Regions from separate parts of the Homo sapiens genome. Here all the other regions are linked to region 1. Evidence: chromatin loops called from intact Hi-C (ENCODE). Cell type or tissue: PC-9. All regions are shown on one strand. Links, peaks and the distances in the headings refer to the core of each region. The heading gives the core; the rest is flanking DNA.

Region 1 (10,070 bases), core at 846-8,845:
TTAGAGAGAGTCTGAAAAGGAAGTAAGTGGGTTGCTATTGTGAGTCCCTGAGAGAAGGGTCAGAAGGCTGGCGAGGGTGAGGGTGGGAGCAGCACAGACCCCAGGTAGGTTGAGCAGGTGCTCTGCACGCTGTCTGGGACTCTGGGAGGAGAGGGCTGTGCAGGGCCTCTGTGCTGTCATGGAGCAGGATGGCAGGGAGACAGGGTGGCATGGTAGGAACAGCAAGATAAGGGCCTGAGAGATCCCTGCTTGCCGAGCGTTCCACAGCTGAGTGTTCCAGAAGACCGAGGGAGGGGACACCAAGAGGAGAAACTAGAAAACCAAGCAGAGTGAGCCCCACCTTAGGCTGAGGCCAGTGAGGGCAGAGGCCAGTGCCGGCATCAACAGGTGGGGACATACACTCTCCAGGGCACCAGATGACCCTCAGGAGAAGAGAAAGGGGACCCAGAGTCATGAAGCCATAAAGTTGTCAGAGCTGGGGGACCTGTAAGAAACATCCAGTATCCCAATTTTTATTTATTTATTTATTTATTTATTTATTTATTTATTGGGATGGAATTTCACTCTTGTTGCCCAGGCTGGAGTGCAGTGGCACAATCTTGGCTCATCGCAACCTCTGCCTCCCAGGTTCAAGCGATTCTACTGTCTCAGCCTCCCAAGTAGCTGGTATCACCCGCCACCACGCCTAGCTAATTTCTGTATTTTTAGTAGAGAAGGGGTTTCACCATGTTGGCCAGGCCGGTCTCGAACTCCTGACCTCAGGTGATCCACCCACCTTGGCCTCCCAAAGTGCTGGGATTACAACAGGCATGAGCCACTGCGCCCGGCCCCAGTGTCCCCATTTTAAAGAGGGGATTCGGGGGTTCAGAGAGGGAAAGAGACTTGTCCCAGGCTGCTTAGTCAGTGCAAGACACTGTTCTTTTTGCGATGTCCCTGAAGAGGGTTGATAGAGTAATGGTTTACTCATCCAGGAGTCCTATCCTTGGACTGACCCGGTTCTGTCTGTCCTGCTCTGTTTGTCTAGATCTTCATCAAAGTTATTTAGCTAAAGCTTATTTTCACCAGTTGCCCCAAGCATACGTCAGTATGGTCACGTGACTATACAAGGAGCTATTCTATATGGACCATAGGGGAGGGGCAGGCGTTCACCAACTGGAGGAGAAAGGACATCTGCAGCAGAAGGTGTTCAAAGGTGTGCACAGAAGTGAGGAGATAACGAACAGTATGTTTGGGGAACATAACTACCTTGGAGCCAGGATCTCACATTGTTCAGCATCCCGAGTGACACACTGAGTGGCCCGGGGCAGAACCGTGTGTTCTCGAGCTGTATGCATCATCATGGGCCCACCTGGGGGGACTTCTGATCTACACTTCTGCAGAGAACGTTCCCTACAGCCACGGACCAAGGCATCTGAAGAAGGCACATGCCTATCTGTGACTGGTTCCACAGTGACTCATCAGGTCTTAAGTTTTTTTAAAAAAGGCTGACTGAGGAGGTTTCCAGACCTGCACTTTTCCAGATGGTTCTGTGGGCTTTGGCCTGAGGTTGGGCTGAACCCTGCTGGAACACGGGCGATTGGAAAGGTTCACCGAAGAGTGAGAACAACTCCAAACCTTCTTCTACCCACCCCTCCAACATGAAAAAGTAAAAAGACTAGGAGAGGAAATGGAAACTCTAGCACTTCTCTTTTGGTGAAACCTTATGAAAATAAGTCAATTTCTTGCCTTTGTGCTTCCTTTGGAAAGACTTTTTAGCCTTTGGAGTCTGATGAAGCTAGGTATGAGTTTGGCCCCACTGCTGTCTGGCTAAGAGATCTTGGACAACTTACTTAACTTTTCTGAGCCTCAATTGTTGGGAGAATTGAGACAATGTAGGTGAAGTGCCTTCTGGGTCTATACTTGAGGTAGGATAGGGTTTAATATCAGTGTTCCTCTTCGTATTCCACTAAGGTAGCTTTTTAGCTTTCTTTGACAAGTCAGTTCTCTAGTTCTCCGTTTTCTCACTTGTAATTAGGACATCGGATTGGACATTCTCTAAGTTCCTCTCAGCGCCAGTATGCTATGACATTTTTTCTAAAATAAGGTTTGTGGACTACTTAGAACAGAATAACTTTAAGTGTGTTTTAAAAACACAGATTCCTGGGTTCCTCTCCAGACCTGCTGAAACTTGCACTTCCCTTGTGCTTCCTCATGCTTGGCAATCTCTGTTCTGTTTTACATCTTATCTACCTTGCCCATCTTTATAACTCAATCTAAAATCTCAATGCTGGGCTAATGGTAGGGCCTCAATATGTCCTTGATTACTACAACTCGCTGCCTAGACTGGGAACTACCTTTGCTGCCATCTTGGTTTCTTCGAGGGTCAGTCCTCTTGTCTTCAATATGTGTAGTGATTCCCCCAAAATAGAAGACAGCTCAGGTCAGAGAAAAAGCCTGGGCATCTATGAGGATGAGTGGGAAATAGGGAGTCTGGAAAAGGAGAGTTTTGGATCATGGACCCTCAGAGGCTCCTTCCCAGTCTGGAATCCTGAGACTCTAGTTTCCACTGAGGGAACTGATTCCACTGTGCTAGTTCACATCACCTCCTCTGTTTGTCAACTCCCAGCTTCCATTTCCAGTTTATTCCTTTCTCTTCATTACTACCTATGTGACAGACTGGTGCTGTGAGATTAGTGTGTTTCATGCGCATCCATTCTTTGTTACATCTTGAGATCTACTCTTATTTGTGCTCGCATAACCCTAGTCTATCCCCCGAACTACTGTCTGGAATCCCTCTGCAGGACCATTTCACAATTTATTTATGCCTTCTCCTATTGATGGTTATGTACATGGTTTCCAGTTCTTCCCTATTACAGACAACACTGTGATCACCCCCTCATACCTGTTGCCTTGTGTACTCAGGTACAAGCATTTATCTAAACACCTAGAAGGAGCCTTGCTGGGTTACACTTGCAGTTTCCCTAGATACTGCTGAATTGCCCTCCAAAATGATGGTGTCAATTTACACTCCCATCCATTGTATATGGGAAGACCCATTTCCCTCAACCTTTCCAACACTTGATGTTGTTAGACTTTGTTTTGCTAATCTGATGGGTGACCGTGGTATCTTGTTGTAATTTGCCTGTTTCTGATTCCTAATTCTGTTGAGTAAACCCATTTGGGTTTCTTCTACTGTAAATTACCTAGTCATATATTTTGCCCATTTGTCTGTTCCTTGTTATTTTATGGGAGTTCTTTAAACATCCTTGATACCAATCCTTTGTCTATCATGTTTTGCATATATTTTCCTCCAATCAATACTTATGTTTTAATTTTGTCTATGGTGTCTTTTATCGGTGACTTTTGAACAGGGGAGTTACACAGGGTTGAATTTTGAAAGACCTCTCTCTTAAACCAGAAGTGTATTGATAGAGCATATATAGATCCACAGAGCAATAAAACAGAGAAAAGACCTGTGCATATATGGGAACTGAGTTTACGATAGAATGGCATCATACATCAGAGAGGAAAGGACATACTATTTGATAAATGGTATTGAAGCAATTAGCTATTTATATGAAGTTTTAAATTCTGATGTGGTCAAATTTGATAATTTTTTTAGCCTATAATTTTTGCTTCTGGTGTCTGATTTAAGTATATTTTGTCTATGCCAATGTCATAAATATTGTCTTCAATGGATGTAGTGATTCCCCCAAAATAGAAGACAGCTCAGGTCAGAGAAAAAGCCTTGTAGTGAAACTACAAGTCTATGCTTGATTTAAATTTTCTTCTAATTATTTTACAGTATTTTTGTCACATTTAGGTCTTGAATTTATTTTTGGATATGGTGTGAGGGAGGGATATAATTATACATTATTTCATATAGATAACTAATTGCTTCAATACCATTTATTGAATAGTATGTCCTTTCCTCTCTGATGTATGACGCCATTCTGTCATAAATCCAGTTCCTATATATGCATGCGTATTTTCCTGAACTCGATTCTGTTTTACTGCTCTGTAGGTCTATATATGCACGATCAATACACTTCTGGTTTAAGAGAGTGGTCTTTCTAAATTCAATCCTGTGTAACTCCTCTGTTAAAAAGTTATCAAAGTGTTCAGTCAAATGGTCCTTTATCATCTAATCCCTGCCTATTTTTGGCCATCTTCTCTCTCCTGTCTTTCCCCAAGTCCCTGTGGCACTATCAAAATCATTTACCCTAGGCTTTATCTCAGTTGATCTACTTGCTGTCCTTCCAACCCATGCTGAGGTTTTGCCTTCCTGCCTTTGTACACATTGTTCTCTCTGCCTGGAATGCCTTTCCTACTCATTTCTTGTCTGATGAAGTTTAACCGAAATGCTTTTTCAACACCTTTCCCAACCCCCCAGTTGGGGTTCTCCTAGGTGCTCCCCAGCACTTTGCTCATCTCTACCATGGCTCTCCAGATGTTCTACTCACCTAATTTAGGACTCTAGTCAGGCTCCTCCACCCGATAGGCTAGGAGAGCTTCCCAAGGGCAGGAGTGCATCTAATACATTTCCATGTCTGCCTTCCCCTAGTCACCCACCCCAGTTGACCTAACTTGTGTCTGGCATGGAGCCAGGCAATAATAGCTGCATCCACTGAATACTGACTATCTGCCATCTACTCTCCTATTTCATACTTATGGCAACCTTTGAATGTGGTAGAATAATTCCCATTCTTCAGATGAGAACATTGAGGCTCAGAGCGGCGATGTAGCCTGCAAGGGCACATAACTGGAAGCATCACAGCTGAGATCCAGACCCCAGTCTTTCTGACTTTAGAGCCCATGCTCTCCCACTACAGTCTACACTGGGGCTCAGTAAACATTTACTGAGTGAAAGAATAAATACGTGCAGAACCCAGCCAACAGAGAGCATCCCCGGAGGTGGGGCCAGGGCCCCAGGCACTCAGAGGAGGCAGGCCTCTGGCAGTAGCTAAGCAGATTCCCGTCTCAGATGTCAGCCCTGCCCACCCTTCTGTGCCCCCCCACCCCCCTGGTTGGTGTTTGTGGGACAGTTTCCACTGTGTTGCCTGGGAAACGAGGCATCCTGCCACCACCACTCCCCACCTCCGGGCTGCCAACACCTACCACGCCCGGCTTGGGGGTTTTGGCTGGTTTCCCTTGTGTCCTAGTCAGCTTGAGAAACCCTCGGATGCACTCGCCACTTTTACAGTGTGGCTTTGCTCATCTGGGTGGGAGGTACTGCCTGGGGTGAGCTCATCACCTCTGGTTCCTCAGTGCCACCCACTGATGTCTCTTGGCACTGAGTTCTTACAACTTGTTCCAGGGGATATTTGGTGGTTGATGGTCACCACCCATGTGTCATGGTCCCTGAGCATCCCCCGCCACCCCACTGCTCCCTATTTTGGCAGTTACTGTCACCCTCTAGGGATGCAGGGATGCAGTTTACCTATCTAGAGTGCGGTGATCAGGTGGGGAAGTACAAATGGCAATTGACAGCTAGAGAGCTTGAAACCCTCCCACTTGGCTCTGCTCACCCTGGACTCTGGGAGACCTCAGCTGCCCAGCAGTGGAGGCTGGGGCAGCAGAGGGGCCAGACCTGGGAGCCCAGAAGCCTGGATCTGAGTCTGACTCACTGCTAGCCTTTGACCTTTGGAGGCTTGGGCAAGCTGAGGAACTTCTCTGGTCTTAATCTCCACCCCCTGCTGGAGTAGGTGAGGTCAATGAGTGAGCGCATGTAACTTCCTCTTGGTAAGCCCTGGGTTCCTGGAGACAGGAGAGGGAGGGTGGTTTTCCAGGGGCATTTGTTGACATTTCTAGAGAATATCTGAGGCTTCGACAAAATCAGACCTCAGAAATGTGGGCCTGCCTTGCTGTTGTGGGGGATGGTGGCTGGAAAGTGGGGAGGGAGATGAGACCCCAGCTTTCTCTGGCTGTGGCCTGGGCAAGGCCCCCTACTCCCTGCCCGTGCTCCCTGTCTGTCCAGTAGCAGGCTCATGTGTGACTCTCTAGGGTACATGGCTATGTATATTCCTAAATCAAATTAAATCCCATTCCCGGCTGGGTGCAGGGGTTCACGCCTGTAATCCCAGCACTTTGGGAGGCCAAGGCAGGTGGATCACGAGGTCAGGAGATCGAGACTGTCCTGGCTAACACTGTGAAACCCTGTCTCTACTAAAAATACAAAAAAAAGCCAGGCGTAGTGGTGGGCGCCTGGAGTCCCAGCTACTCAGGAGGCTGAGGCAGGAGAATGGCGTGAACCCGGGAGGCGGAGCTTGCAGTGAGCCGAGATCACACCAATGCACTCCAGCCTGGGCAACAGAGCGAGACTCCGTCTCAAAAACCAAAAAAAAAAAAAAAAAAAATCAAATTCCTGCCCCCTACATCCTGCCATTTGGGGGACTTGTAGTATCAGTTATTCCTTGGTTCTTCCCTTCCCTATACCCCCTGTAATGTGCAAAATCCAAGCTGGTTCCTGCTAAGACACCCACTGCCCCAGCTCCAACCTCAGGCCCTGAGGAGAACTTGCTGCTTCTGAGCCTGTAGCCTGGGGCCTGGGGGTGATTGATGACCAGAGACCCTGGACCCTGAGCCCAGCCTCCCCTCCTCAGCATCATTGTCATCAGGCAGGTTGAGGACCTGCCAGTCATATGGCCTGATTGGCTCTTCACCTGCTCCCTAGGCGCCTGAAGCCCCCTCCCCTCCGCTCCAGAAGACATAGCACATGGGCTCCCCAGCTCATTCAGGCTGTTAAGGAAACAAAGGTCAGGGAGGAGCGAGGCTGTAATGCAACCTTCTGTGGCATAGGACAGAGCCTGGCTCTTCTGATGGGGGCAGCAGGTAGGGATAAAGCAAGGGAGAAAACCGCTTTTTCCACGTCCTTACATCTAGAGCCTCTTTCCATGAGGACACCCCATAGCCATGGGATGCAGAGAGCAACAGTTTACTTCCTCCACTTTTTAGCCGAATGAGTTCACCAGCCTCAGCTTCACCAGATGTCAAACGGGGATGATGGTCAGGCCAACAGGCTAACTCGGTGGGGTGCTGATATGGTTTAGCTGTGTCCCCACCCAAATCTCATCTGGAATTGTAGCTCACATAATTCCCATATGTCGTGGGAAATACCCAATGGAAAGTGATTGAATCAGGGGGGCGAGTCTTTCCTGTGCTGTTCTCGTGATAGTGAATAGATCTCACAAGATCTGGTGGTTTTATAAAGAGCAGTTCCTCTGCACATGCGTCTTGCCTGCCGCAATGTAAAGCATGCCTTTGCTTCTCCTTTGCCTTCTGCCATGAGTGTGAGGCCTCCCCAGCCATGTGGAACTGTGAGTCCATTAAATCTCTTTCCTTAATAAATTACCCAGTCTCGGGTATGTCTTTATTAGCAGTGTGAGAACAGACTAATACAGGTGCTATTTGGCATTTTGAGTGGGATAATTTTAAAATTGTGCATCTTACCCATTTCGAAATATTTAGCATGGGTACTAAATATCAGTAACACCCCCGGTCACTATGACACCAAAACTAAAAAATTAAATGCCCTCACATAGCTCCAAATGCCTCCTAAGGTAAGGGCAGTACTATCCCCAGGTAAGAATCGCTTTAAAAAAAATTTATATTGGCCGGGTGCGGTGGCTCACGCCTGTAATCCCAGCAATTCGGGAGGCCGAGGTGGGCAGATCACAAGGTCTAGAGATCGAGACCTCGTCTCTACTAAAAATACAAAAATTAGCTGGGTGTGGTGGTGGGCACCTGTAATCCCAGTTACTCAGGAGGCTGAGGCAGGAGAATCACTTGAACCTGGGAGGTGGAGTTTGCAGTGAGCCAAGATTGCACCACTGCACTCCAGCCTGGCCGACAGAGTGAGACTCTGTCTCAGAAAAATAAATAAAACAAAATAAAATAAAGTAAGAAGGCGGTTTCTTAAAGCAAATGTACAATTCAAATGAATTGATTGAGCACCTGTGCCAGGCCCTGGGCTTTGCCCTGGGGAATCAAAATGAATAAAACATAGGCCCTGCCCTCAAGGGGTCCCCAGCAAGAGACATGTCCCTAACAAACATCAGGGCCTGTGATGGGTCTAAGGGACACGTAGGAAAGGGTGAGATTGTGCAGGAAGGGAGGAGGAATCCAAGCTGGGTGGTCAGAGGCCCACAGGCAGTTCAAGGGGATTTACACGCAAGGACACAGAGGGTGTGTTCTAGAGGCGAGGTTCTGCAGGAGGGTGAAGGGCAAGGAGGATTTGGGTCTGGAGGGCCAGTGGGGGCCAGAGCCCCGACGGCTTGAGGTCAGCAAAGGCTTGACTGTGAGGTCCTAGGGAGCCATGCAGAGTGTAAGCCAAGCTGGTGGGTGAGCTTTGCATTTCAGGACTGTTGCACTGGAGCAGTGTGAGGCTAACTGAGGGGGCTGGGCAAAGGCTGGTCATTCGTCTTCTGCCCCCACTACACCTTGAAGCCCCAAAAGGTAAGACAGTGCCTTTCTTGTTTCCTCAACATGGAAAGGTCATGTTGGTCATGACCTTCCAAGGTTGTGACCAATCACTCAGTAGGTGATGGATCAGTGCTTCCTGTCCTGAATGCATGCATGATGGAGGAATGACTTTTACATTTAGGCCAACATTTTCCAAAATGTATTCCCAAACCAAAAGAAGAATAGCTGATCAATTTCCCAAAGGAGGATAAACATACCAGGCATTCACTCACTGCCATCTGGGCCAGGCCTCACAAGCATGATCTCTTCCAGTTTAATGCATACAGCAGCCCACCTAGCCCCACTAGACAACTGCAAAAACTGAGGCTCTGAGAATTTAATGTCTCGCCAGAGACATTAAAGGTCATGGTAAAGACAAAATTCAAAAGCAGATGCTGTTATATCAAGTCAAATGCTTTTTCTAACACAGTGTACACACGCACAGAAATAAGCTAATGATCAGTCAGGGAAAACATTCTGCACCTTGTGTGTGTGTGTGTGCGTGTGTATTTGCAGTCGCCTCTCAGGTTTTCCATGGAACTGTTGTGTAAATGGAGGTGGCTGGCTCAGGAGCAGCCCTGCAGGATTCACAGGGGTGAAGTGTCAGCACGGGCAAAACCAAACACATCCAGAGAAATCCGAACCAGCTCTGTTTGCAAAGAACAGAGGCTGCTCAGCTGAGGCAAGAACACCACTGTTGTCTGCACTGGCTTTCATCTGGAATGTCTTTAAATAAAATGATTTGCACTCGGCCAGGCACAGTGGCTCATGCCTGTAATCCCAGCACTTTCGGAGGCCGAGGCGGGTGGATCTCCTGAGGTCAGGAGTTCAAGACCAGCCTGACCAACAAGGTGAAACCCCCGTCTCTACTAAAATACAAAATTAGCCAGGTGTGGTGGCAGGCGCCTGTAGTCCCAGTTACTTGGGAGGCTGAGACAGGAGAATTGCTTGAACCCGGGAGGCGGAGGTTGCAGTGAGCTGAGATCACACCACTGCACTCCAGCCTGGGCAACGGAGCAAGATTCTGTCTCAAAAAAAAAAAAAGATTTGTACTCTAAACACGAGCATTTCCAATTAATCTCCTTTTTAAGCAGAAGATGTTATCTCCAGGGGGCAATAAATCAAAGTCCAAATGAAAGGGGTCACTCTGGCCACCCGGAGGGCTGTCATGATGGGGTGTCATGATGGGGAGGCTGCAGGCTCAGGACGTGGCAGTGCCCCCACCCCCGTCAGTGCTGCCTTCTGTGGCAGGAACGAGCCTTTGTCTGCAGGCCTGGGGAGCTCGAAGACAGATGTGTAACCCTGTTGGCTGTACCTTCAGCATGTGTCTAGGATTCAACCTCATCTCCACCTCCATGCTGCTCCCTCTAGCTTCCTCCCTGGGATCACCACCTCCTAACTCTGCCCTCCCCTCTGCCTTCCAGACTATTCCCATCATAGACACAGTGACCCTTTTAAAGCTCAGACTCTGCAATAACGGCTGCCCATCTCACTCACAGAGAAGGAACAGGACCAGGAGGGCCTAGTGATGGAAGGACCAACACATGGTTGGATGACAGACCCTGAAGGGCCCTTGTGGAGGGGCTCCATGGGAGTTGGCTGTGAAACCACCCAGGCTGAGGCTCCCCTGT
Region 2 (10,070 bases), core at 1,134-9,133, 51 kb after region 1:
TCCATGGCACAAAAAGGATAAGACTGTCAGGAAGAGATGACCTGGCAAATGCAGATGTGGAAAAGGAATAGGCTTGGAGCAAATGCAAGGTTTAATCGCTCTTTCAGGGTTGTATGCTCCCTGCCCCTACTAATTTAGTAAATGGCTTTGTCACGGGTGTGTTATTGTTTGCTTTTCTTTATGGCATCCCTCATGTCTGGGCTAAGCAGGTGACTAAGCACTTGGGGCTTGATGGGCTGAAGATGGGGCATCCCCAGGCTCTCTGTTCTTGGAGAAACAGCTGCAGAGTGTTCCTTGAATATGTGTCAGGATCTAATTTTACTAGGAGGAAAAAAACCCTGTGAAACTATAGATGCGAATGTGAAAGAACAGAGGGGAGGTTATCTGCCTTGGGCCTTCCCTTCTCGTCCTAGTCATTTGTTGAGCATTTACATGCATTGCCCCCATTTAATTCTCGTAGAGCGTGGGAAGTAGTTTTCTATTCCTACTTAACAGAAGAGGAAATGTTACAGGAGGTATTTCAAGACTTACTCCAGGTAAAGCTGTTTGCAAATGACAGAGCTAGAGCTTGGTGGTCCCAAAGCCTGTGTCATGCTGTTCTCACTGCCTCTGTGCCCAGCCTATGTAGGGCAGGGAGAAGAACACCAGGGTGGCATTAGGCAACTCATGGGTGTCTGGAGAATCAAACAAGGCAATATATACCTGATGAAAGGAGCCTCAGAAATTCAAAGCAAGTGATTGCTTTCATCTAGGATGGTCCAAGAAGTCTTTCTTGAGCTGGATCATAACAGATTCAGACATGGAGAGGTGGAGAGAAAGCTGTGGGGCTGATCGTGGGGGGTAGGGGCAGCAAGGGGATGGGTAAGGACAGATCAGAGGAGGTGGAGGGGATCAGTAAGAGAGGGGGCTGGTGGCCTGGGATGGATGAACGCGAGCTTGATTGCCAAGTTGAGCAGTTTATACTTATTTCAGTAGGATATTGGGGAGCCACCAAAGTTTCTTCAGAGGGGAAGCTGTACAATAAAGCTTCACTTTAAGAAATGAATTGGGAGTTAGGGGGTGGCAGGCCTGGAGACTGGGAAACTGGTTAGGAAGTTATTGCAACTGCTTGGGTGAGAAATGCTGAGGACCTGAAATAAGGTGATGGAGGGGAGACAGGAAGGTCAGCAGGAGCTGGACGCCTGATTGCATGGCAGGGCACGGGTGGCTGGGAGGACCCAGCGGGGCATGTGGACAAGAGAGAAGTCACGGGAGGCTGAGAGGACCAGCTATATGGCTTTTAGCATTGGAGTGGCCACGGGGAGTTTTAGCTAATTCATCCTGCAGGTTCCCATAGGTTCTGCAAGGGAAGCCCAACTGGCCTGTGATAGATACCTGTCTGGAGCCCAAGCTCTCCAAGCTGTCTCCTGGTTTCCAGGAGAGATCAGCCCTTGCCCCAGGCCTGCTACATTGGCTTTCGCTTTTCCCAGTTTAGCCCCAGAAGTGGTGGGAGCAGATGCTTTGACCACAAACTAGAGCCATGAAGCCAGTTGTGGTGGCATGGAATGAACTGGGGAAGTATTGCACCTGTTCATGGAACAGGTGGGATGAATGAACTGAGGAACTGGCCTCAGACCCGGGGAAGTATTGCACCTGTTCATGGAAGATGATCAAAGAAGCGGCAGGTGCATTTTCTTCCTCCTTTGCAAATGGCCAATCGCCCTGAGTTTTCCATGAAAGAAAGGGCCACGGACAGTAATGGTGCAGCTCTCAGACTCTGGACCCCAACTATTAGAGTTGGGCCCAAATCCCAGCTCTGCAGGTACTTGCTGTGAGACTTTGGGCAAGTTACTTAATCTCTCTGTCCATCAGTTGCTTCATCTGTAAAATGGGGATAATACTGGTACGCACCTCCATGGACTACGGAGGATAAGTGAGTTAAAACACAGAATGCTAATCGTGCCTGGTATGTAGTTGGTGCTTAATAAATAAATGTTGAATGAATTAGTTTTTTAGAATGAAACATCCCAAGGAGAAAAATCAGAGGTGATTTTTTTTTTCTCTTTTGCATGTGAAATGGAAAAATCTAGATAAGAAAGTGCCTAGCTTTGTTCTGGCCATATCACAATAGTCCATTTGAGTTGGGGGAGAGGGGAGTTACTGGAGGGAGTACCCTAAAAACTCACAAAAAATGATTTCCTTTCTCTGCTTGTTGAAATTCTCCCTTCAAGGCCCAGTTTAAGTGTCACCTCCTCAGAGCAGCCCTCCTTGGTTTCCACCCTTCCTCACCCCTGTCAGACTCGTGGCTTCCTCCTCTATTCTCCCCAGTGTTCAGCATGTAGGTTGATGGTAGCACTCACTAATTCTGCTTTGTTTTACCTGTACTCAAGTTCATGGCTGTCTCCTCTCTGTGGTGGAGCTTTGGGTTGGACGGGTCTGGGAAGTCCCACCTACAGCTGACAGGCTGGGCTGGGCTCCAGGCCATCACAGGTCCCCCATCAGCAGCTCTCTCAACCCTGGCCTTGTGCCTACAGACCAAATGTGGCCAATGCGTTGAATTAGCAGCACTTTCAGGATCAAATCACAAAGCAACTCCTTCCTCTGTCCTGATTTAGTCAGGGGAATCACCTCTTCTCGGCCACTGCTGCAAACTCAGGCAATCCTATTACGTTTCTGGTTGCTCTTAGTTAATAAAAACTGTCTCACTGCAGGAAGGTTAAATGTCCCGTCCTGAATTTGAGTGAAAATGAAGTCTTCTTGCCTCTGCTGTCTTGAGCTTGCTGCAGGTAGGAAGCCTGCAGCTGGGAAGGGGCTTAGCTTTTCCCTCCTTCCTCACCCAGCTCACTGTCCGCATGCTACTCAGACATCCCCGCATCTGACCCAGCAGACCGCTCCTGCTCCTGCTCCTGCAAGTGTCTCCCCTGGCTCCTGTGAGGCCCACTGGCCTGGTGTCCGCTCTTTCTGAGGCTGTGACATTGGAGCTGTCTCTTTGGCTCTTCTCCGTCCACACTCTGTCCCTGGAGAGCTGCACCCCAGCAACATTCCCGTCTCTCCCTTCAACCCAGATACTCCCTGAGCTCCAGACTGTAGTTTCCAATGTTGTTTTCCAGTGTTCAACCTGACAGCGGCCGTTGGCTCCAAGGCTTCCTGAACTCAGTAACTGCCCCACTTAATTGCTGAGATGAGAAACCCCTGGTGGTGCTTGTTTTCTCTCTTTCGCTCCAAATCCATGCACAATCTAGCCCTGAGTTCTGCAGGCTCTGCAGCAGTGGTTCTCAGCCCAGAGGGACCGTGGCCCCCAGGGCACATTTGGCAATGTCTGGAGACATGTTTTATTGTCATAATTGGGGGTGGGTAGGGCTATGGGTTTCTAGTGGATTGGGGCCAGGGATGCTTCTAAATACCCTACAGTGCACAGGCCAGACCCCACAGTGAAGTGTCTTCCAGTCCAAAATGTCGGTAGCAGCGCCCCAAGAAACCCCGCTCTGCAGCCAGAATATGCACCCTGCACCCTACGCTCCTCCCGCCTCCACTGCCGTGGCCCGGCCAGACCCACGTCTCCGCTGGCCTGAGTGACTGCAATGGCCTCTTCCACTCTTGCCCTCCAGCAGACTGGTTTCCACCACGCAGCCAGCAGTGCCTTCCTTCCTTCCTTTCTTTCTTTCCTTTTTTTTTTTCTGAGACGGAATCTTGCTCTGTCACCCAGGCTGGAGTGCAGTGGTGTGATCTTGGTTCACTGCAACCTCCGCCTCCTGTGTTCGAGCGATTCTCCTGCCTCAGCCTCTTGAGTAGCTGGGATTACAGGCGCGTGCCACCATGCCCAGCTAATTTTTTTTGTATTTTTAGTGGAGATGGGATTTCATCATGTTGGTCAGGCTGGTCTCGAACTCCTGACCTCGTGATCCGCCCGCCTTGGCCTCCCAAAGTGCTGAGATTACAGGCATGAGCCACGGCGCCCAGCCAGCAGTGCCTTTCTAAAGCATGAGATCCTGCCCTTCCCCAGCCTAAAACCTTCTGGTGGCTTTCAGATGAGAACTGAACTCATCCTTGGCCAACAAGGCTCCGGACAGTCCCTGCTGCCCATCACCCTCCAGGCTCAGTCTCGGGCACGGCTGCCCTGGCCGCTCTCTTGTCCTTTGCTGGGGGACTTTGCTCTTGCCATCCCATGGGCTTAGCATGCTCCTCCCAGACCTCAATGCACCTCCTCATCTCTCAGGTCTCTGCTCCCATGACCCAACCTCAGGAAGCTGGGGGTGCGGTGGGCGGGCTGTGGCCCAGGGCAGGTTTGGGGCTGTGCTTTGTGACTCAGCGCTGGTTCACTTCTCTGCACTGGGGTGTGGTGGGGGTGATGCTGCTTTTAGTCAAAGCAGCTACAAAACTCCGAGAGCAAGTCGGCCGTTTTCTACATCTGGGCTGGCCGGGCTCCTTCTCGGATTTATCACAGGCGGGCAGCCGCTGACCCCTCCCTTTGCTATTGGAGGTGAGGAGAAGGAAGGGGACACGGGCCCTGGGAACTCGCCCCTGCTGAGTTACTCTACTTTTGGCAGCCTGAAGTTCAGGCTCCTGGCCCAGCATTGCAGGTTCTCCACTGTCAGGGTGGACCCCAGGCTCAGAACCCTCATCAGCTCAGGGCTCTACCCCCGCCTGGAACCGACCCACAGACCTTCCCTTCCGTCCCTTGGCTCAGGACGCAGGCCAGGGCAAAAGTAAGGGGCACAAGTGGGGAGAAAACCTGTGGAGGTGCCTGCTTGGTGCAGGCTCAGGCAGAGGCTCTGGACATGACACTTCCCCTTTAACTGACTTATCACGCCCAACTTCCAGGCTGTGTCATGCCCATTATGCAGAGAAGTGAAATGAATCACAGAGAGTTCATTAACGGGACAAAGCCTCGCAGGGGAACAGGATTCAGTCGTAGAACTCAGGCCCAAATGACTCCGCAGCTGCTGGCACACCACGTGTGCAAGTGCAGACACACACACACACACACACACACACAGCCTGCCTGTGCTGCTGAGGATCGCGATAAGGACCAAGACCAAGAGAAAGAGTAGCCAAGGGGAGAGGGAAAGTCCTTTGTTGGGACAGTCCTGGTGGCAAACGGCATTTTGGCTGAGAAACCCCTTAAGTTAGATTTGACACCATGACTTGGGGTGGGGGGCACAAGCTTATCTCAGAGCCATCAACTCCCCCGCTCTGGGGTCTGGTTAATCTGTGTCAGGGACACAGCCCTGTGTGCTAAGAGGGAAGCTGGCCTTGTGTATGGGGCGGGCCGGGCACCCAAGGGCCCCGTGGCCCCCCCTTTTCTTCCCCAGGTGGCTGCCCCGCCCCAGAGGCGCTCCTGCCACCCGCCCCTCCGACGGGGGGTGCCTCCAGCCACTTGTCCACAGCCTCGGGAGTCCCCACAGCAGAGGCAGCCGTGGGAGGGTGAGTTCTGAGGAGATTGGGATCCTCTCCAGGGATGAGGGAGCCGGGCTGGAGGGGCTCTGTGGGGAGCGGGGAGACTTCGCTGGGGGACTCTGCTCCTGCTGATAGAAGAGAAGAGGAGCGCGCTATGGGCGTCTAGTGACTTGAGGCTGATAGAAAAGAAGGGGCCCCTGGCCAGGCTCCATGCTGAGGGCCGGGCGTGTTTGCTGCTTTTGAAGACAGAGAGCCTGGGGCGGGGAAGCTGGCGGCTCCTTCTTCCTCCCTCAGCTTGTCCCTTGCCCTGACCGGACACCCGGTGGGGCTCAGAGTTAATGGGGTCACAAGAGATCTACCAGCTCAGGAAAGAAGAAGGTGAGCAACAGGGACAGCTTCGGTTCTCCCATTCGGGGCGGGGTGGCCTCGGGCAGGTTACCCCATGGCTCTGCTCCTGAGCCTCCTCCCTGGGAAACTGGGCCAACACCTCCTACCTCACGGGCAGGCCGTGAGAACCAAACCTCGGAGTCATTCGCCACCAGGAAATGCAAATGAAAGCCACAGTGAGATGCCACCACACGCCCACGGCGACAGTGACAGACAATCAGTGCTGGCCGGAACGGCAGCTGCCCCCCTGACCTCCCCACTCCTCTCTGGCGGGAACGGAAAACAGCATAGCCCCCTTGGAAAACAGTTTGACCATTTCTCAGAAAGTTCCACGTCACCTCCTTATACTAGATGGGAGAAGAGTGTGTGAAGAATGATTCCATTCAGATGTTTCTAGAAAATGCACACTCATCACAGTGACAGAGGCAGATCAGAGTCTGTCTGGAGAGAGAGGGTGGGCAGGGGCAGGAGGGACGGGCGACAGAGGGGCACATGGCTTCAGGGGGCGGTTTCACAGGTGTAGACATGTCAAACTCATCAAATTGTACTGCTTCATTAAATGTCAGTTATACCTGGGTAAAGCTGTAGAAAATATCTTTTTGGAGGCAATAAAGGGTGGATTTACACTGAAAAAAAAAATGCAAGGCAAGTGAGGCACCTGGCACAGGACTGTTCAGTCAATGCCGACTGCTGAACATGTGAGCCCAGTTTCTCGCAACTTCCATTCATTCTTTCCTCCCAGAACATGGAAACGGAGCAAGGGGAGGGACAGGAGCTCTCAGTCCTGCCTTCAGGAGCGCCCAGAGACACGCTTCACAGAACTGGGTCGGGGTGCTAGGGATCCAGGTCAGGAGGGCCTCGCAGATGCCCAGAAGGTTCGGAGGAAGCAGCTGCAGTTTCCGGAATGTGCCAGGCTCCCTGGTGCTTCTGAGCGTCTGCAAGTGTGGCCCCCCTGCCTGAAACACCCCCACCCTCCTGCTGGTCTGGCCACCTCCCAGTCAGCCTTGTCCAGTTACCTTTTCCTGCCTCACTTCCCCACAGAGCGAGTGTGGCTCCTCTCAGCTCTCCCAGCCCCTCACCCTTGAGCCTCTAGTTTGGCAGCTGTCACACGAGCTACAGTCACGACTGGTCTGTCACCCATTGCAGACGGGGCTCCTGGAAGGGTGATGCTACGGCTCCCCCGGCTTCTAGCACGGGGCCCAGCACAGAATGGGAGCTGAGGAAATGTTTGCAGCAAGAGATAAAACTGCTTCACAGTGTGTGTTATGAGTTGAACTGTTTCCCCCAAAAAGATATGTTGAAGTCTTATGACCTGAATTGTGTTTCTCCAAAATCCATATGTTGAAGCCCTAACCCCTGTACCTCAGGATGTGACTGCATTTGGAGAAAGGGCCTTTAAAGAAGTAGTGTAATTAAGTTAAAATGAGGTCATGTGGGTGGGCTGTAATCCCATCTGCCTGGAGTCCTTACGAGAAGGGAAGATATGGACATAGCCATGCCCGGAGGAAAGGCCAGGTGAAGACACGGGGAGGAGACGTTCCTCTGCAAGCCAAGGAGAGAAGCCTCGGAAGAAACCAGCCCTGCGGACCCCTTGGTCGTGGACTTCCAGCTTCCAGAACTGGCAGAAATGCATTTCTATTGTTTAAGCCCCTGGGTCTGCAGTACTTTGTTATAGCAGTCCCGCAAACGAATACAAAGTCCTAACCCCCGGTGCCTCCGAAGGACCCTTATTTGGAACTAGGTCATTGCCGATGTGATAAGTTAAGATGATGTCATACTGGAGTAGGGTGGGCCCTGATCCAATATGAATGTATCCTTATAAAAAGGGGAAATTTTGACACAGACACACACACAGGGAGACCGCCACGTGGACACGAAGGCAGAGATTGAGGTGACGTGTCTAGAAGCCCAGGAATGCCAAAGGTGGCCAGAAAACCACCCAGAGCTGGGGAGGCCTGGAATAGAGTCTCCGTCACAGCCCCAGCAGGAACCATCCCTGCTCACACCTTGATCAGAGACTTTTGGCTTGCAGAACTGCAAGGCAGTGAATTTCTATTGTTTCAAGCCACCTAGTTTGTGGTACTTTGTTAGGGCAGCTCTGGCAAACTAACAGAATATGGGAGATTAAAATATCATCCCACTACAAGTTCATCCCAACAAGGGGTTCTGTCGGCGGCAGCACAAAGCTACCATGAAAACACCTAATTATGAGAAATGAGCTCCCAGACCCCCCTGCCCGTCACTCCCTGCTCTTATCAACTTCTGCCCCCTCCACTCACACGGACAACTGGTTTACCTGTCTGTGTCGCCCCCAAGCCAGCCACCCCCAGAACCATGCTCTGCCCATTGCTGGGCTCAGTAAAAACTCTCACTTGCGGCTAAATCACCCATCCAGAATCATACTCTGCTCCCTGAAATCCCAGACCCAGGCTGCACTGAGCCCTTCCACACGGGTACAAGAGCACATTTAGACCAAATTTCAGCAGGTCCAGGAAGGCCCTGGATGCCAAAGTTGGCACCTTCTGGTGCTTCCCGACATGCCACCCGTGGCTGACTTGCATTCTCTGCCTTGGCTGGTACCTGTCCAGCTGCACACCTGATACGCCCCAGCTCTAAATAAGGAGAGGAACTAAACCCAGCACTGCCCTGTGGCAAGCTGTGGAGAAGGAATGGGAGCGGGTGGAGGCGTACCTTCCTGCTCCATGGACGTGTGGTTAGGAAACACCATTCCCGGCCAGGAGCAGAAGCTGGGCTGGGGTGAGCCGAAGTCTCGGCCAAGACTCCTTGACCTTTAGGGAGTGCCTGAGACGCTACACAGCCAACAAGCTGCTGGGCCAGGGACAGTTGCAGAACCAGGATTGGCCTACTTTAGCCCCCTGCCCAGGGCTTGAATCCCCTCTGCAGTCTCCCTGCTTAGGGGACACCACTGTGTTTGAACACCTCAGCTGATGTGGGACTGCTGGCATCTTTCCTGCCTGGACCTGAGAATGGCTGGCCAAGGCTGAGGCTTGGAGTGGCTCATTCCCTTCCAAACTTGCCCATATCCGTGCAGTGGGCCACAGTTCCTGTCTGGGAGCCCCCCACTCCTGCAGGTCCTCCTCAGCAGCCTTCCCCATGGCTCTGTGTAAAATTTCACCCCCACCCCTTTTTCCTGCCATATTTCTCTTCTTGTCACTTTCCACCCTCTAAGTCCTGTTTGTGCATTTAACTGATAGCTTTTGGTCACCGTCTGTCTCCCCCCGTAGAGAGGCCACCCTGGGAGGGAGGGTTTATTTGGGGGCTCGGGGTTGCTACAGCAGGCACAAAGTCAGCAGCTGTGGCCTGACCGAATAGAAGAGAGGCTGGAGTGTTAAGCGGAGGCGTTTCTGCAGTGGGGCCACAACCACGCAGGGCTGGCTGGAGGGGGCTGGGCGGGGTTCCTACAGGGAGGTGATGGGTCCCGGTAGCTGTGCCGGGTCTCCTGCAGAAGAGGTTGCATTTCAGATCCGTGAGCTTCCCCTCATTCCAAACACTGGCTTCCTCCACTTCTTTTTCCTCCCCTGGGAATAATTGGAAAAATGATTCCTAAGCTGTCAGGAGAAAATAAAGAAACCATAGCGACCGATTCGCAGCCTCTCCTAAATCAGCCAAATGAGAAATAGATTTGGAACCACCTCTGGAGGGGGCGGCTAACATCTCCAGGAAGGCGACAACCATAGATTGTGTTTCAGCAGGCGGGGAGGGGCAAGGCTGGGGGTAAGCTGCCGAAAGCCCGCCTCAGCCACCCGCTGTGCTTCCAGTCCCTTCCCTGGCTCAGGGCTGGCTGGAAAGACAGAGACGTTTCATGCGGGGCTCCGCAGATGGCAGGCGTTCCACACCCATTCCCTCACTTCTCTGGAAATAGCCCCGGGAAGTAGGCAATGTTACTGACTCCGTGTCACAGACCAGGAAATGCAGACCTGCCTTGGCCGCAGAGCTGGTTCATGGGAGGGGGATGGAGCCAGTTCTCACGCTGACATTGGCCTGGTCCCCACAACTGTGCCTTTTCTGTTGTGTCCCCAGAATTTTAACATTCTCCAGCCAGACACAGGCCAAGACCGACAATGCTTCACTTGGTGAAGACCATTTTCTGTTCCTCCAGCAGCCTCCGTGACCTCGGGTGGGCCATTCGGTCAAGTAATCCTGAATTTACCTCCCAGTAACATTGTGTCTTTGAGCCGTCATCAGGCTTCTTTCAGGGTAGACCCACGGGACTGTGTAGAAAAGGGCTTGAAGGAGGAGATTTGTGCCGGAGCCCCTGGTGCTGTCAAAGTCAAATAAAATATACA
Region 3 (10,070 bases), core at 1,065-9,064, 58 kb before region 1:
CCCAGACTTGCCCTCCTCCGTGACCCACAAAGATCTCTCTCTTGTTGAAGTTGCGATTCTACCTCTAGATTGCATCACACTTTTTAGAAATGAATTACTTCATTTATGTAGGTCTTGTCAAGCTCCCCCAGGATGAGGACAAAACTCGTATTCATTAAACAGTTAATAAACATTCACTGAGTGTCTGCTAGGCCTTGGGGAGACCTAGGGGACAAAGACATGGCCTGTGCCTTTGAGAAGAAGGTCACATCGGGTGCCAAGTGTGTGGAGGTGTGAAGGCTTTGCAGAGGAGATGACTTATTTAAATGGGTCTTAAGATGTTCCCAGCCATTGGTAGAGGGAGAGGTGCATCCCAGAGAGAAGGAACAGCATGTACAGGGCAAGGAGTCATGAGAAGGCGTGGCGATTTTGGAACAGATTTGTTGGGATATGGTGTGCATGTGGGCAGCAGGCAAGGAGGTGGGAGGTGAGGTTGTTGCTGAAGATTGGGACCACACGGCTGGGCACGGTGGCTCACGCTTGTAATCCCAGCACTTTGGGAGGCCGAGGTGGGTGGATCACGACGTCAGGAGTTCGAGACCAGCCTGGCCAAGATGGTGAAACCCCCATCTCTACTAAAAATACAAGAATTAGCCGGGCGTGGTCGTGGGTGCCTGTAATCCCAGCTACTTGGAAGGCTGAGGCAGGAGAATCACTTGAACTTGGGAGGCGGAGGTTGCAGTGAGCTGAGATCACGCCACTGCACTCCAACCTGGGCGAAGAGCGAGACTCCGTCTCAAACAAAACAAAACAAAAGATTGGGACCACATTCCTTTTACCCCAATCTTTAAAACCTTCTGAGTTTTTTTTTAACCCATTGAGTTTTACATTTTGTTTTATTTTCTTATTTTTGTAGAGACAGAGGTCTTGCTATGTTGCCCAGGCTGGTCTCAAGCTCCTGGCCTCAAGCGATTCTCCTTCCTCAGCCTCCAAAAGTGCTGGGATTACAGGTATGAGTCACTGCGCCTGGCCTGAAACCACATTCTTCGGACCCTTGAGTATCTCCCTGAGGAAAAGACATTGTATCCTGAGACCATTAGAAATTATCAGATACTTTTTAAATTGATTTTTTATTGTGATAACATACATAACATAAAATTTACCATGTAAACCCTTTTTAAGTGTACAGTCCAGTGGCACTAAATGCATTCAAAATGCTGTGCAGCCAGCACCACCATCCATCTCCAGAACTCTTTCATCTTGTAAAACTGAAACTGCACCCATTTAACACTAACCTCCGATGCTACCCTCCCCCTAGTTCCTGGCAACTGCCACCATCCTACTTTCTGTCTCTATCATCAATGCTTTTAAGCCCGAGGGGCACCTGATGGGATTTTTAAGAAAAGTCCCCCTAGCTACATTGTAAAGGATAGGTTGGAGGATTTGGGGTAGGAGGCGGCTGCAGAGAACTTCAGAGGTGATGATGACAGTGGCAGTGGGGTGGGGGGGTGTGCAGGAGGGTGGTGAGAGAGATTGCAGAGATATTGATTAGATGCGGAAGTCAAGAGGCATCCAAGGTCACTCCAAGGCATCTTTTTATTTTTATTTTTTTTTATGTTTTTGAGACAGAGTCTCACTCTGTTGCCCAGGCTGGAGTGCAGTGGCGTGATCTGGGCTCACTGCCACCTCCGCCTCCTGGGTTCAAGCAATTCTCCTGCCTCAGCCTCCTGAGTAGCTGGGACTACAGGCACGTGCCACCATGCCCAGCTAATTTTTGTATTTTTAGTAGAGACAGGATTTCGACATCTTGGCCAGACTGGTTTTGAACTCCTGGCCTCAAGTGATCTGCCCGCCTTGGCCTCCCAAAATGCTGGGATTACAGACGTGAGCCACTGCACTCAGCCTGAGCCGTCTTTTTCTATTTTATTTTCACAATGTTAACCCCCACACCCATTCTTGTGTGAGACAGAGAGGCGATTATGATCGTACAGGAGTTTTACATAATCCTCTGATCCTATCAATTCATAAATATTTCAAAATTACAGCCTATTTAGATGGTGAAGGACATCCTCCCATATCATTCCCGTAAGATGTGTGAGAGGACTTTAGGGCAAATTTGACCATTGCATGCTCTAATCCATTTTATAAAAGAGAAATCATTTACAAAAGTAGTTTATGGTCATAAAATGAGCAATGACAATTCAGAACAGATCCTGTGCTAAGAAAAATTATCTGAAGCTTGCATTCAAAAGACAGCTGACTAAACACAGGATCTGAAGTGATCAGAAGACCTGGGTTCCAGTCCAGTCAGCCACGAACTCGGTGACCCTGGGAGAGCGGCTTAACTTCTTTGCATCTCTGTTTCCTCTTTAGCACAGCGGTTGCTGTGAGGATTAAATGAGATGCTTTGTGTAAAGCCCTGTGCAGCGTGTGACCCACAGTGAGTGCTCAGTTCATAGTGGTTGCTGCTGTCTGTTATGATAACACTGATCATCATCATTATCTCCAAAGACTCATTCAGCCCTGACGCCCTGCGCTTTGCAGTTGTTCTTTTTTTTTTTTTTTTTTTTTTTTTTGAGATGGAGTCTCACTCTGTCCCCCAGGCTGGAGTGCAGTGGTGCGATCTCCGCTCACTGCAAGCTCCGCCTCCCGGGTTCATGCCATTCTCTTTCCTCAGGCTCCTGAGTAGCTGGGATTACAGGCAACTGCCACCATGCCCGACTAATTTTTCATATTTTTAGTAGAGACGGCGTTTCACTGTGTTAGCCAGGATGGTCTCAATCTCCTGACCTCGTGATCCGCCCGCTTCTGCCTCCCAAAGTGCTGGGATTGCAGGAGTGAGCCACTGCGCCCGGCTAATTTTTTTGTATTTTCAGTAGAGACGAGGTTTCACCATGTTAGCCAGGATGGTCTCGATCTCCTGACCTCGTGATCCGCCCGCCTCGGCCTCCCAAAGTGCTGGGATTGCAGGCGTGAGCCACTGTGCCCGGCGTGCAGTTGTTCTTGAGAGGGAGATGGAACTGTCCATTCCTGGTTGTTCTGAAGAGAGTGTCCCACCCTCCCTGCGGGGCCTCCCCTGTCCCTGTAGACTCAGCCTCAGCTTTTCTGGAGCGTGACATTTCCGCCAGCCTCATTCTCTTCCTTTCTCACTTCTCCCAACTTACTCTGGTCCCAGATCACCCTGCCTAGTCTTCCTTAGCAGCTGTGCGGTTTCCTTTTCTACCCCCGTGATTGCCCAAATCTCCTCTGAATCTGGGCGCACCGGAGGTAGAGAAGGGGTGAGACCCTCTCCTCTCTCCTCTCTCAGGCCATAGACCCATCCCTGAAGCTCCTCTGCCCCCCTCTCTGAGCCTCAGAGCCTTCCTTGCCACGCGGAGCTCCCCTTTGGGTGCCCTCTTGAAAGCTGTGTTCTGGGTACAGAATCTTGTCTAGAGCCTCAGATAATGGGACTTTCCCTGTGGGAGGCCAGGCTGAGGGACACCACTGAGTTCTGAGGGGGCTGCTGGGCTGTGATTAGGTGCAGGGCTGACATCTGTATTTGAAACACAGAGTGGGCCAACGTGAAGTCTGTTGATTGAGAAGAGACACAGGTGCTAGAGTGAAGGTGCGTGGATTGGAGGCATCTTGGAAACCCACACAAGAGGAAACGGCTCTAGCCCGGACTGTTCCCACAGGGCTAGGCTCTCCCTACCCAAGAGAGAACCCATGTGTGTTTCTTCTTCGCAGTGTGTAGTTTAAAATCATTGGCTTTGTAGGCAACAATCCACAGGGCTGGGCACGTACCCAATTGACTGATTGGTAGGAGAGTCAAATATTTGTTGATGGAAAAAGCTTCAAGGTGCGTTTAGAAATTGCTCATGAAGATAAACATCTATTTGGAAGTTACTTTGGTTGTGAGGCTTGAGATTTTATATCACCGTATATTTTTAGGGTCCTTTACATTTTTCAGTGTTGTTGAAAAGCAATTTATTGTTCACCATGTGCCATGGTAGTTCCCCAACTTGAAGGCAGAGACTGTGTTTCTCCCAGCACCTAACAGAGTGTTGAATGCATAGTAGATATTCAACAAATATTAATTTCAAGCATCTTTTGTAGCACAAATTATTTAATCTAGATCATTAACCTCAGAAATTCCAACTTAGTCACCTGCCAGGCCTAATTCCTCGTTTCAAGTAAGTGAGACACCGCTTGGGGCTGCCTGCCATCAGTGCATGCTGTATGTGCGTGGCTGCCTGGATTCCAGTGTGGCCAACTGATGATGATTGAAAAGTGAGTATCCAGCAGGCCTTGCAGGGACCAATGTCTCATCAGAGACCCTGTTCACACATGCTCTTCACTTGGTGACCGGTTTTACAGGTTTCTGATGATAGCAAATATTTGTCTGTATTTCCTGGTGCGGAATTCTAGGCTCCTGACAGCTTTTGTGAAAAAGCATAGGCAGGAAAACCACTGTGTACTCCAGAGTTCTTCGAAAGTGAGTTCATCGCTGGCCAGAGTTTCAAGTACAGAGTCATTCTCTTGGTTAGCGTAGAAGTAACTGCGCTACAGTAACTGACCAACAAAAGTGCCTTCCAGTTCAAAGTCTTGTTTAGTCTCACTTTGAGCCCTCCGTCACTTGGATTAGGGGCCTCCCTGTCATTGCTGGAAGGAACTTCAGGAAGCATCTCTTCCAGGTCTTTACCTAAGGGCCGATGTGGACGGTGTGTGCCCTGGACAGGTGTGTGGGTTGTGAACATACTGAAATAGGTGCTCCCATGAGTAAAGAGCTGCTGTCCTCAAGCATCGTGCATGCCCTCCTGTCGCTCCCATTCTTTCCTGGAACCCTATAAACTCTCCACACCCTGATCTAGCAATGAAAGGGTCAATGCCTGGCCCAGCCCTGGGGGTGGTGGGTGGGGGCCTCCAGCTCTGCTGCTGCTGGGACTCTGCCACGTTGGGTGGGAGGTGAGGTATTTTGACTGTCACTCCTGGCAGTGGGGTTCAGACTCAGTGCACTGCAGAGCTGCATTGATGGGTTCCCAGCGAGAAAAGCTGTGCGAGGACGTGGCTGCTTCAGGAGAGTGAAGTGCTGCTCGGGCTAATCCTGAGGAGGCTGAGAAACTCAACACATGGCACGTGAGTAGTGTTTGTGGCTCTACCTACAGAGAGCCTAGAGGTTCTGGGAGACATAAGTGGAAGGAGAGGCAGATGATGTCACTCCCGCATATGCACCCCTTCCATGGCTTTTCACCTGCCCAGGATAATTAAACCCCTGGGCGTGGCATCAGGCCCCCAGTCCTGGTCCTTGCCCGCCGCTCCACTTTCTCTGGCAGTCCCCCTGTTCACCAGCCCCTCTTCCGCCCTCCTCCCTCCCTGCATCATGCTCTTCCCTCTACCTGGAATGTCCCACTCTTTGTTACTGACAAGGGTCCACTCATCCTTTAAGACCAAGGTTCTCGGCCGGGCGCGGTGGCTCATGCCTGTAATCCCAGCACTTTGGGAGGCCGAGGCGGGTGGATCATGAGGTCAGGAGATCGAGATCATCCTGGCTAACACAGTGAAACCCCGTCTCTACTAAAATTACAAAAAATTAGCCAGGCATGGTGGTGGGCGCCTGTAGTCCCAGCTACTTGGGAGGCTGAGGCAGGAGAACGGCGTGAACCTGGGAGGCGGAGCTTGCAGTGAGCTGAGATGGCGCCACTGCACTCCAGCCTGGGCGACAGAGCGAGACTCCATCTCAAAAAAAAACAACAAAAAAAACCAAGGTTCTCCTCTTCTAAATTTTCTCCGACTCTTTTCCAAACAGCCCTGACCCTAGGGCCACCACTGCCCACCACTGTGCTTTTGCAAGGTTCAGGAGACACCCAGAGAAGAGGCGCGGCAGAGGCAGCCCACCAAGGGTGCAGGCTGTTCTTCAAGCTCCCTCCCCTGTTCAGCGAGGGCCGGGACAGGGCACCATCTGCACAGTGTCTGCCCTCGCCCTGCCCCTTGCTCTCTCATTGCATGCTGGCACCTGGTGGACCTCAGCATTGCATTTCCTGCCGTCCCTTGCAACCATGCGTTTCCTTCTGTGCTTCCTCCCACTAGCCCATGAGCTCTCCCAAGGCAGGGGCTGTGATGTTGGTTTCTGTATCCCAAGCAGCTGTGATAAGTAATGTGGATCCCATGGTAAGCTGCCCACAAATGTTTTTTTTAAAGGAGAAAGAGAGCTAGAGGGGAGGAGAGGGAATGGGTGGAGGAGAACTCCCTATAATCTGTCTACTCCTCCGGCTCTCCTGGTCCTCTGGGGCAGTGCTGCTTTAATGGATAATGGCAGCAATGGAGGAAGAAGAGGAAGGGAGGGCTTGGTGTGTCCTGGCTGTAAAGAGGGCTCCTCACCAGGCTCTCGCCAGCGCCCAGCCCCCGTAGAGCCAGCCTCGTGTTTAGTTGCAGGGAGAACGTATCTCTGGGGAGTGTTTGGGGAAGGGATCTCCCGGATATAGGACAGCCTGGATTCTTCAGGGGACCAAAGCCCCCCCAGATAGGATGTCCGGCACATCCTCGGGCCTTCTCAGAGGAATAAGGTGCTGTGAGGCATGTTAGAACCATACCCATCTTCCTGAGCATGGTCCCAGGCTGGGGCCACAATGAGGAACAAGGAGTCCCTGCCCTTGGGGAGTCCCAGTTCAGTGGGGATAAAAATCAATTACAGTACAATTCTGTACACAAAGGGAAAAAAGTCTCCACAGTGCTGAGGCAGCCCCAGAGAAGAAGAGATCAATGCTGTTTGGGAATGGAAACTCACTCATAATGTGCAGGAAGGGAGGTCAGGAGTAAATGACACCTACCTTGGGTTTTAAAGAATGAATAAGGGTTAGGCAAGCCAGTGCAGGATGGAAGGGAATTTGAGGCAGGAGAAACGGCATATGCAAAGACATGAAAAGCAGCATGCGCAGGAAGATACAAACAGGGAGATAATGCTGGGAGCTTCAAGTACCAGGGAGGGAAAGTGAGAGATGGGGCAGAGGAGGTGGGTGGGAGTGACAACACAAAAAATGGTAAATGGAGCCCAGAGGGATCTAGAATTTACCTGTTACCTTCATTCAATTTACAATCACTTATTAAGCTCCTTCTATATGCGAGATATTTTTCTTCGAATTCTCCCAGCAATCCTTATTCCCCCTTGTCACCAAGGAATGGGCACACCTTGGACACCACATGTCATCTGGACCCACTTTATAGAAGGGGAAACTGCAGCTCAGACTAGGTAAATGTGGTATCTGAGAGCTCCCAGTTGGTTAATGGCAGAACCAAGACTTGAATCCAGATCTCTCAATTTCCCAGTCCTGGCTCTGGTTCCAGACCCTTGCACTATGTGGTAAAGCAGGCCCTTCAGAACTGAAACCATTTCTTATTTATTGAGACCTGAAGTGGTATGTGAAATGATACTCAGGTCAAAGGAATCCAGGATCTCTTTTGAAGCTCTGAAAATCAAAGAGACTCATGATTTGGTAAAGAGACTTCCATCACACGTGCATAAGCAGAATTCTCTGCTTGAAAAAAAAGATGGGTTTGGGGGCTTGTAAGCACCTCCCTTTATGTTCCTGTGGTTGCCCACTTCTGAGGCTGGCTTGTCAGTTGCTCAATAGTGGTTCCAGTTTGCAAACGGTTCACCTTCAGGGTATTGATCCCTCTCTAGTTCTCTCATTGATGTCCCTGTCATTGAGTGAGCTGTTTCAGCAGTACTCCTGTTCTTTTTCAAAGTCACCTTCAGATGCCACTGATTCCATCAGCATTCTTTGCGAGCTGCGGCCTTATTGGTTTGCAAGGACGGCAAATATTGGGAGTTTGGAAACAGCATGCTCCTGGCTTTCCCGGGGAGGGCTGGGCCCTGCAACCAGGTGGGCTTTGCTGAGACAGGAATGAGTGGCAGAAAATGACTGATTGTCTCTGGGTTACAGCCTCAACCGCTAGGGATCCCTTGGCTTTTTGGGTGCAAGTCCTCCCTGCAGGACATACAGACTGCATCTTTCTGCCTCCCTACCCCACCCCGTACCCGCTGAGTGCTATCTTCATAACCGGGAGGCTGAGCTGGAAGTCAGCAGGCAGCCCCTCTGGCCAGGCAGTGCAGGATGCGATGTTCCAAACCACACCCAGATCTGCACCCTGAGGCCCCTCGTTGTGTGGGGTAGTGGGCAATGCCCAGGTCTGGTGTCAGACAGGCAAGGTTCACACCTCAATGCTGCCATTTCCAGTTATGTGACCTTGGGAAGGTTACCTGCTTTTCCTGAGCCTTTATTATTAAAAATTTATTATGAAATTTCATTTCAAAATGCACTAACATGGTAGCCACTAAGCACACGTGGCTATTGAACGCTTGAAACGTGATGAGTCTGCATTGAGATGTGCCGCGAGTATAACACACCTGGATTTCCTCCCTCCCCAGGTGCAACAGTGACCCGTGACGCAGTAGGGAGGGCTGTTTTCCATGCCCAGTGAGGCCTGCTCAGCTCCCATTAGGCCTTTATGGATGGCCTGCCTCCCAGCTGGTACCTGGTCCCGTCACAGTCCCAGGACTCTAGACCTCGAGGCAGCCAGGTGGGTGCTACAGATGGTGACCTCTCGGTGGCACAGCCTGGCGCTGCAGCAGAATGCAGGGTTGGGGGCGGGGTGAAGAATGGAGTCTGGATTGTGCCAAAACAGGAGTTTCTATGTCTGGTCCTGCCACCGACTGCACCTGCATTGCTGCGTGACCTTGACAGCTACTCCTTCCACACCTGAACGTCCTCATCTGGAAACTGGACTTGCCTCCTAGGGTTCCTGCAAATATAAAATGAGCTAATGCCTTTGAGGTGTTTGCTATTGTCCTGGCACTTGGCAAACACATGATAAATATTAGCAATCACTTGCGAGGGGGTGTGGGGTTCGGGGGAGCTTTGCCCCTCCTCCCCCTCTCCAGGGCTGAGCAGCAGTGAAGAGCTTTCTGCATAAGAGAGAGCAAGAGAGATAAATAAACCCACATCTTCCTCTGAAAGAGGCTCCTGCTGGCTGGCTGCTCACCTGACCAAGTCTCCCTCCCAGCCTGTCTTCACTCTTTGGTCCACCCTCAAGGGAACCAGGTCACACAGCCTCAGCACTTCCTGCATGCCAGTCTCTAGCTGGTGCCTTCCACTGGCTGAACCCCATAAGAAACTAGAGGGCGGCCGGGTGCCGTGGTTCATTCCTGTAATCCCAGCGCTTTGGGAGGCCAAGAGTTCAAGTCCAGCCTGGGCAACATGGTGAAACTCTGTCTCTACAAAAAATACAAAAATTAGCAGGGTGTGCTGGTGCTGAGCTTGGCAGGTGGAGGTTGCAGTGAGCTGAGATGGTGCCACTGCACTCCAGCCTGGGCAACAGAGCGAGACTCCGCCTCAAAAAAAAGGAAAAGAAAAAGAAAAAAAAAAAAAAGAAAGAAACCAGGGCCAGGCACGGTGGCTCACACCTGTAATCCCAGCACTTTGGGAGGCCCAGGTGGGTGGATCATCTGAGGTCAGGAGTTCGAGACCAGCCTGGCCAACATGGTGAAACCCCATCTCTACTAAAAATACAAAAAGTAACTGGGCATGGTGGTGCGCACCTGTAGTCCCAATTACTCGGGAAGCTGAGGCAGGTGAATCACTTGAACCTGGGAGATGGAGGTTGCAGTGAGTTGAGATCACACCACTGCACTCCAGCCCAGGAGAGAGAGTGAGACTCCATCTCAAAAAAAAAAAAAAGAAAGAAAGAAAGAAAGAAACTAGAGGGCAAGGGATGCATTGATGTAGCTGGTATGCCCCAGCCTCTCTGGGCGTAGTGCAGGGTGAAGAAGGGTGGGGACAGCACTGGAGGGGCATAGCACCTGTCCTCTGATCCAGATGACAGAGAAAGAAGTCACAGTCTAAGGGTCAGAAAACCTGAGCCCTACCCCCAGGGTTTCCCCTGACTGATTGCGTGAATGTGGGCAAGCCCCTGGTCTGCTCTGAGCCTTCGTTTTCCCATCTAGAAAATGACAAAGTTGGAGCAGTGACATCCAAGTTCCCTCCAAACCTAACACACTGTCTTTTACTGACACTGCTGCAGATGAAGTAACAAGGCAAAACTATGTTTGCCATTAG

Evidence for each region. Hi-C counts contacts between places; a loop is a spot of excess contacts. Peaks named below come from ENCODE experiments on the same cell type or tissue, not always from the same donor. Only the 100,000 strongest peaks of a DNase experiment are listed, where the experiment ranks them.
Region 2: it touches region 1 in a loop (8-fold over the local background); 12 of 110 quality-filtered maps call a loop at or near these places.
Region 3: a loop joins it to region 1, with 4 times the contacts of the local background. A loop is called at or near these places in 28 of 110 quality-filtered maps.

What each region holds. Positions count from the first base shown.
Region 1 is chr2:9,698,238-9,708,307 of GRCh38, forward strand. The region is part of intron 3 of LOC105373418 (a long non-coding RNA gene); the gene reads left to right. Among named protein-coding and RNA genes, the nearest start is that of YWHAQ, 72 kb to the left of the region's middle. In PC-9, for the core only: a CTCF peak has its summit at 5,482; DNase peaks (open chromatin) are centred at 1,414, 5,104 and 5,654; H3K27ac peaks cover 2,515 bases.
Region 2 is chr2:9,748,510-9,758,579 of GRCh38, forward strand. It overlaps LOC124905969 (a long non-coding RNA gene), which reads left to right and starts at 4,323. Exons shown (of 3, transcript XR_007086205.1): 1 at 4,323-4,459; 2 at 5,292-5,754; 3 at 5,882-6,344. RefSeq lists enhancers at 2,216-2,295, 2,596-2,665, 4,558-5,344, 5,345-6,131, 6,029-6,178 and 3 more. In PC-9, for the core only: no CTCF peak of the experiment used is centred there; DNase peaks (open chromatin) are centred at 4,262, 4,842, 5,272 and 5,792; H3K4me3 peaks cover 2,640 bases; H3K27ac peaks cover 3,412 bases.
Region 3 is chr2:9,640,469-9,650,538 of GRCh38, forward strand. It overlaps LOC105373418 (a long non-coding RNA gene), which reads left to right. Exons shown (of 4, transcript NR_187866.1): 2 at 896-989; 3 at 8,384-8,535. Among named protein-coding and RNA genes, the nearest start is that of YWHAQ, 15 kb to the left of the region's middle. RefSeq lists enhancers at 1,305-1,354, 8,603-9,112, 9,844-10,070. In PC-9, for the core only: no CTCF peak of the experiment used is centred there; a DNase peak (open chromatin) is centred at 4,353; H3K27ac peaks cover 1,121 bases.